2 separate regions of the Homo sapiens genome follow, and region 2 is linked to region 1. Evidence: read pairs that join two places in POLR2A ChIA-PET (ENCODE). Cell type or tissue: PC-9. All regions are shown on one strand.

Region 1 (4,000 bases):
CAGGGTTTCACCATGTTGGCCAGGCCGGTCTCAAACTCCTAACCTCAAGTGATCCACCCACTTTGGCCTTCCAAAGTGCTGGGATTACAGGTGTGAGCCACCTTGCCGGGCCAAGAAGAGTTTTGAAGAATCGACTGGGACTCGTCCTGAGAGGCAAGTGGTGGGAAGGGTATTCCAGGCAGAAGGGAGAGCGTATGCACAGCACAGAGGCAGGAAAGTCCATGGTCCATCCCAGGAGGAGGCTTTGGTGGGGCCTTGGAGTCACACAGTCCTGGCTCCAGTCACAGCCCTCTCCGTCACTAGCCAAGCCTCAGTTTCCTTCATCTCTGAAATGGGAGGACAGGACCCTCCTCATGGTTATGAGATCGTAAATGTAATGTCAGAACACAATGCAATTACGTGGTAAGCGCCCTATTAAACGCTTCTCTTATTGTGTGTTAGTAATGTGTATTAGTTTGCTAGGCCAGCCATCACAAAATATCACAGACTGGGTGGTTTAAACAACAGATGTTTATTTTTTCACAGTTCTGGGGCTGGAAGTCCAAAATCAAGGTGCTGGCAGGGTTGGTTTCTCCTGAAGCCTCTCTGCTTGGCTTGCGGGTGGCCACCTTCTTGCTGGGTCCTCACATGGATTTTCCTCTGGGCACACACATCCCCCAAGTCTCTCTCTCCTTTTTTTTGTTTTGTTTTGTTTTGAGACGGAGTCTCGCTCTGTCACCTATTACCCAGGCTGGAGCACAGTGGCACAATCTCGGCCCACTGCAACCTCTGCCTCCTGGGTTCAAGCGATTCTCCTGCCTCAGCCTCCTGAGTAGCTGGGACTACAGGCACCTGCCACTACACCTGGCTAATTTTTGTATTTTTAGTAGAGACGGGGTTTCACCATGTTGGCCAGGCTGGTCTCTAACTCCTGACCTCAGGTGATCCACCTGCCTTGGTCTCCCAAAATGCTGGGATTACAGGCATAAGCCACCATGCCCAGCCCAGTGCCAGTTTATGGAGGGGGACATGGAGGTACAGAGGGCTTTGGGTTATGACTCAAGGTCACACAGCTAGGAAGGAGCAGACAGGATTTAAACCTAGACAGTCTGACTCTGGGGTCCCTGCTCCTCTCCCCATGCCCTCTCCACCCTCCCACACACACAGCAGGAGCTCCCTGCACTCCACAAACACCCTTTTGCATGTCACTCAGCTCCGGTCAAACTGTTAACTTCTCCCCCATTGTCGGATACTAAGGAATTTTTCAGTTAATATTTTTCCATTATAAATGAGGTTGGAACAAACCTGTTTGAACATAAGAGCTTATTTCTTCTTTTGGATTTTATACAAGTGGGATTTCCAGGGCAAAGGGAGCATTTTATTGTCCCCGAGAGCGGGGAAGGAGTGAAACCCGAGCTGGGCCCCGCCTGCACTGCCCACCTGCCGGTTTACTTTGTGGGAGGGGAGGCTCGGCAGTAGGGATGTCCTGAGACTTGGCTCGGCACTGCCCCACCTCCAGCCACCTCTTTGTCTCTGCCGCCTCTGCCTTAGAAAGTTCCGGGCCCCAGCCAGGCACGGTGGCTCACGCCTGTAATCCCAGCACTTTGGGAGGCCGAGGTGAGCAGATCACGAGGTCAGGAGATGGAGACCATCCTGGCTAACACGGTGAAACCCCATCTCTACTAAAAATACAAAAAATTAGCCAGGCGTGGTGGCGGGAGGCTGAGGCAGGAGAATGGCGTGAACCCGGGAGGCGGAGCTTGCAGTAAGCCTAGATCGCGCCACTGTACTCCAGCCTGGGTGACAGAGCAAGACTCTGTCTCCCCAAAAAATCCAAAACAAAACAAAATAAGACAAAGAAAGTTCCAGGCCCCAAATCCTGGTTTTTCTGAGATTCTGAGTTCAAAATAATGGTTCCTATAAGGATATGGTCATTTTTTATTTTATTTTTGAGATGGAGTCTCACTCTGTTACCCAGGCTGGAGTGCAGTGGCAGGATCTCAGCTCACTGCAACCTCCACCTCCCAGGTTCATGTGATTCCCCTACCTCTCAGCCTCCTGAGTAGCTGGGATTACAGGCACCTGCCACCACGCCCGGCTAATTTTTGTATTTTTAGTAGACACAGGGTTTCACCATGTTGGTCAGGCTGGTCTGGAACTCCTGACCTCAGGTGATCCTCCCACCTCGGCCTCCCAAAGTACTGGGATTATAGGTGTGAGCCACTGCGCCCAGCCTGGTTTCCCATATGATTTCCCCTATTAGTAGTTCCCATCTCGAAGGGTCCCTATGATGTTGAGATAGGGAAGGAAGCTAGCAAGTTTGGAGCAGGAGAGGGAAATGGAAGCCCAGAGAGGGCAGGGGCCTTGCCTGGGCTCAGCCAGCAGCGAGAGCAGAGAATCCCAAGGTGGCCCTGAGCTCCCACTACCAGTCCTCGGTTTGCTCTTGACTGAGGCTGGCAGTGAGGTTGAGGGAGAGAAAATTATTTCTCAAAGTGGTGGTTGGGGAGTGACAGGAAGCAGTTCCCTTAGGGAGTCTCTTTCCCAAGGGTCAAATCCCTGGATCTTGGAAAGCTCGTTGTTTCACATCTGCACTTAGTTGCCCGACTGGGGACCCCATGCAGCCTGGGAATGACCGTGAAATGGCTGCCCAGTGGGCAGGGTGTTTGCTCTGCACTTGGCCCTGACCACTGAGCCACAGCCAGGCCGGCTGCAGGGCTGCAGCTCTCAGCCCACAAGAACAGGAGCCCCCGAAGGAGGGGCAGAGGCTCTGCTGGGCCAGGCCCAGGCCCTTTTTGCCCTACTCTGGCCCCACCCCCAGGGGCTGTGGGGAACAGGCAGAGAGGCCAGCTTCCTGGACAGTGGCCTGGGAGGATGAGGCAGGCAGGGAAGGAGCCGGAGCTGCTCGGGCCAGGGTAGCCTGGGAAGATGAAGTTGGTGTTTGGCTAGTGAGGCCAGGGCGCACCCCCACACTCACTCAGGCATGCGCGGCCTCTGGTGCCTCTCCAGAGGATGCATTTCCCAGAACTCAGCTCCCCACAAGTCATGACTTCAGGGCAGGAAGGCCCTCAGGGACCAGCTCCAACTGCCTGAGTTGACAGAGAAGGTCCAGGGCCAGCCAAAGGAAGGGACAGGCCTGAGGTCAGCTGGTGAGTGGCCACGTCAGGAGGGGGTTCTTCAGAAACCCTGGTCGATCACTCCCTTCTCCAGCCGTCGAGGAACCAAACTGTTGGCATTGTGTCTATACATCTGTCTCCCCCACCTGGCTAGAGTCCCACAGGTGGGGGCCAGCCTTCTCTCAGTTCCTGGTCCCAGGCCCAGGGCCTGGTGCAGGAGTGGCCCATGAGTCCCTGTCAAAGTGAAGCAAACTCCTACCTGGGCCTTCTTTTTTTTCTTTTTTGAGACAGAGTCTCACTCTGTCGCCCAGGCTGGAGTGCAGTGGCACGATCTCAGCTCACTGCAACATTTGCCTCCCGGGTTCAAGCGATTCTCCTGCCTCAGCCTCCCGAGTAGCTGGGACTACAGGTGCGCACCACCACACCTGGCTTGTTTTTGTACTTTTAGTAGAGACGGGGTTTCACCATGTTGGCCAGGCTGGTCTCGAACTCCTGACCTCAAGTGATCCACCCGCCTCAGCCTCCCAAAGTGCTGGGATTACAGGCGTGAGCCACCACACCTGGCCTCAATGCCCTTCCAATGTCCTTGTCCCCCATCCCTACTGTGCTGTGAGTCTAACTTTTTTGGGGAATCAGAGTGTGACTTTTTAAAATCTGTTGGACCTTCTGGGCTGGAGAGCCTGTGTCCCCTTCAGGAACGCAGTAAAATACTTGGGAATAATGGGACGGGTGCAGGGGAGGTTGGAAGGTGGCGGTCCTCAGAGACTAACGTTTAGAAGTTGATCTTGGGTGACCAACCATCCTGGCTGCCTGAGACTAAAGAGATTCCTGGGACGTGGAACTCTCAGTGCTAAAATAATAATAATAATAATAATACACATTGGGCCGGGCACAGTGGCTCACGCCTG
Region 2 (4,000 bases), 1.1 Mb after region 1:
TGGCTCAATGCAGTGGCTCACGCCTGTAATCCCAGTACTTTGGAAGGCCAAGGCAGGCAGATCACTTGATCCCAGGAGTTTGAGATCAGCCTGGGCTATGTGGTGAAACCCTGACTCTACAAAAAGTACAAAAATTAGCTGGGTATGGTGGTGCCTGCCTGTAGTCTCAGCTACTAGGGAGGCTGATGCAGGAGGATCACCTCGGCTCAGGAAGGTCAAGGCTGCAGTGAGCCAAGATTGCACCACTGCACTCCAGCCAGAGATACAGTGTGAGACAGTGAGTATCTCAAAAAATAAAAAATAAAATAAAAAAGAATTAAGATGTTTTTCAGATCCCAAATTCCAGCAAAATAGCTTATGCCAAGTTAGAAGATCTTCACAGAGAAACGATGTCAGCATGAGAATACTGCTTCTTCATCTCCCTGTCTCATGATGACTTCACCCTGCACCCAGCCTAAGAGCCAATTTTAATTAGCTCCAATTTAGAGGAGGAAACAGAGGCTCAGCCGAGTACTCCATCTGGGACAGAGCCCCTTCTGTTCCCCGCAGTGGAAATTGGCAGGGCAGGAGACGTGGGTTGTGGTCCCACCTCTGCCACTCACGCTCACACCATTGGCAAGTCCCCTTTCTCTCTGACTTCAGTTTCCACACCTGCATAACAAGGAAGGGGGTGCTACGGTACCCTTAGGATAGATCCATCCCGCCCTGCTGGGCCACCTGTCACCTGGAGCACCATGCAGGCTCTGCACTGCCCAGCCAGGGCCCATTCACATGGTCCGAGTGTGGACGGCGCCCCTGCAGTTATATAACCCAGTGTCCTGAGTCCTGTGCTCCTCAGAGAGGCCTGGGATATCCATGTCTTTCCTCCTTTGTGGGGCTTGGCTCAAGTTCAAGCTCTGGGCCTGTCCCTCTCTTCCCCACCTCCACTACCTCACTCTGCCCATTCACTTTGGGGAACAGGGAAGGAGGCAGGTAGCAGAGCCAGGGCACTTTTATTTGTCAATAATTGTAAGTATAACTTTTTTTTTTTTTTTGAAATGGAGTCTCGCTCTGTCACCCAGGTTGGAGTGCAGTGGCGCAATCTCAGTTCACAGTAGCCTCTGCCTCGGGGGTTCATGTGATTCTCCTACCTCAGCCTCCTGAGTAGCTGGGATTACAGGTGCCCGCCATCACGCCCAGCTAATTTTTGTATTTTTAGTAGAGACAGAGTTTCACCATGTTGGCCAGGGTGATCTCCAACTCCTGCACTCAGAGGATCTGCCCACCTCAGCCTCCCAAAGTGCCGGGATCTAAAAATACAAAAATTAGCCAAGTGTGATGGCATGCACCTGTAGTCCCAACTACTTGGGAGGCTGAGGCAGGAGAATCACTTGAACCTGGGAGGCAGAGGTTGCAGAGAGCCAAGATTATGCTATTACACTCCAGCGTGGGTGACAGAGTGAGACTCCGTCTCAAAAAAAAAAAAAAAAAACCCCAAGAAACACAAAAAACAAAAAATTGGCTCTTGACCATCATGAGGGCCACCTGTGACAGTGTCTGTGGACCCACTGTGTCACCTGTCCAATGCTGGGAAGTGTTTGCTTCTCAAGGGCTCCCCAGCAGGCAGCTGTGAGAAAGGATCTCTATGAGGGTCCAAGGTCCTCTCTGAAGAAATTCCAGAATGTGCCCTGGACTTCTGGCGAGGCGGCATCCCCTGGGAAGGTGGCATGGGGGCGTGGTGGAAAGCCCCTGGCCTTTGGCATCAGACGGAGCTGGGTGCTGGACTCTGTACTTAACCCATATTGTGACCTCTTCACCCTGCAAAATCTCCATTTCTTTATCAGGAAAATGGGACTAATAATCCCGGCTTACCAGGGCCAGCTGAGATCAGGGGTGTAGGAGCTTCGTGTACCCAGTGTGTGGTACACAACAGGTGTTCAGCTGGGGACTCTTCTTCTCTTTTCAAGGAGAGGGCTGACTCTTGCTGAAAAATCAGTAACCACAGCTGGGCATGGTGGCTCATGCCTGAAATCCCAGCTATTTCTTGGGAGGCTGAGGCAGGAGGATTGTTTGAGGTCAGGAGTTGGAGACCAGCCTGGACAACAAAGCAAGACCCCTGTCTCGAAAAATGAATAATAATTGGGTGGGAGGGGATTGAGGGATGAGGAATTACCTACAGGGTACAATTTACGTTATTTGGGTGAAGGTTAAACTAAAAGCCCAGGCAATATATCCATGTAACAAAAATGCACTTGTGGCCGGGCGCGATGGCTCATGCCTGTAATCCCAGCACTTTGGGAGGTCGAGGCAGGCGGATCACCTGAGGTCAGGAGTGTAAGACTAGCCTGACCAACGTGGCAAAACCCCATCTCTACTAAAAATACAAAAATTAGCAGGGCGTGATGGCAGGTGCCTGTCGTCCCAGCTACTCAGGAGGCTGAGGCAGGAGAATTGCTTGAACCTGGGAGGCAGAGGCTGCAGTGAGGCGAGATTGTGCCACTGCACTCCAGCCTGGGTGACAGCGTGAGACTCTGTCTCAAGGAAAAAAAAAAAAAAGAAATGTTCAGTTTTTTAAACATTGACAATAGACTCAGTTAAAAAAAGAAAAAAAGAGCTGGGCACGGTGGCTCACGGCTGTAATCCCAGCACTTTGGGAGGCTGAGGGGGGCAGATCACGAGGTCAGATGATCGAGACCAGCCTGGCTAACACGGTGAAACCCCGTCTCTACTAAAAATACAAAAAACTAGCCAGGCGTGGTGGTGGGCGCCTGTAGTCTCAGCTACTCGGGAGGCTGAGGCAGGAGAATGGCGTGAACGCGGGAGGCAGAGCTTGCAGTGAGCGGAGATCAGGCCACTGCACTCCAGCCTGGGTGACAGAGCGAGACTCTGTCTCAAAACAAAACAAAACAAAACAAAAAAAACAAAAAACAACAACCACCCTCCACAAGACCTGACATGGCCCTGGGGCCACCACTTTGACTGCTCTGGGTTAGCTGGGTTCTCCGATCCCAGATTGCTTGGTTCCTCTGCAATTCCCGGGGCAGAGTGAGCCTCAGAGATGAGAATTCCTGCCTCCTCTTCCTGGACACATGATCACCGGTGTCAGTGGACATTCCCAGGTCACAGGCTCCCCACACACATTCTGTTCATGCCAAGAGCTCAGGGACCAGTGTCATCCTGTGCTGTGGACATTCCTAGGTCACAGGCTCCCCACACACATTCTGTTCATGCCAAGAGCTCAGGGACCAGTGTCATCCTGTGCTGTGGTCATTCCCACCTAAATGAGGGCATCTGGGGACACAGGACATCAGGGACCAGTCCTCAGGAGTTTCACAGCTGGGCTGGGGTTCATGGAGACTGGAGTCTGGCAGGTTTCCACTACCTCCCTACCTACCTACCTATCTATCCAACTAACTAACCCCTTTTCCCCTGACTATTCCCTGTGGCTGGGAGGACAAGGGCTATGACTCATTTCTCGCTACGTACATCCTCAGAGCCTAGCACACAGTAGGCCCCTAGCAAGCGAGGATGACCGCGGCTACAGCCTCTACAGAGAAAAGAGGCAGGATTTGAAGCTCTAAAAATGGAGCCCAAATTTCTGAGCTTGGGAGATGAGGCTGAACCAAAGCAAATCGGGATCAAAGGAGAGAGTGGGCCTAAGTGTTTGCCTTAACTGCCAATCAGATTTTTAAAAAAGTAACCTGCTCAAAACCACACAGCTGGTAAGTTGTGAAGCCTGAGAGATGGTGCTTGTGTGTGTGTGGTTTTTTAAATTAATTGTAGTAAAATATACATAACATTTACCATTTTGATCACTTCTTTTTTTTTTGAGACGGAGTTTCGCTCTTGTCACCCAGGCTGGAGTGCAATGGCATGATCTCAGCTCACTGCAACCTCCACCTCCCGGGTTCAAGTGATTCTCCTGCCTCAGCCTCCTGAGTAGCTGGGACTACAGGCACGCACCACCATGACCAGCTAATTTTTTGTATTTTTAGTAGAGACAGTGTTTCGCCATGTTGGC

What was found. Peaks named below come from ENCODE experiments on the same cell type or tissue, not always from the same donor. Only the 100,000 strongest peaks of a DNase experiment are listed, where the experiment ranks them.
Region 2: POLR2A ChIA-PET joins it to region 1 with 11 read pairs; 2 of 35 experiments call an interaction of 5 or more read pairs at or near these places.

What each region holds. Positions count from the first base shown.
Region 1 is chr22:36,456,962-36,460,961 of GRCh38, reverse strand. No RefSeq gene overlaps it. Among named protein-coding and RNA genes, the nearest start is that of TXN2, 23 kb to the left of the region's middle. In PC-9, no CTCF peak of the experiment used is centred here; no DNase peak of the experiment used is centred here; H3K27ac peaks cover 1,193 bases.
Region 2 is chr22:35,359,031-35,363,030 of GRCh38, reverse strand. No RefSeq gene overlaps it. Among named protein-coding and RNA genes, the nearest start is that of HMOX1, 20 kb to the left of the region's middle. In PC-9, no CTCF peak of the experiment used is centred here; no DNase peak of the experiment used is centred here; H3K27ac peaks cover 87 bases.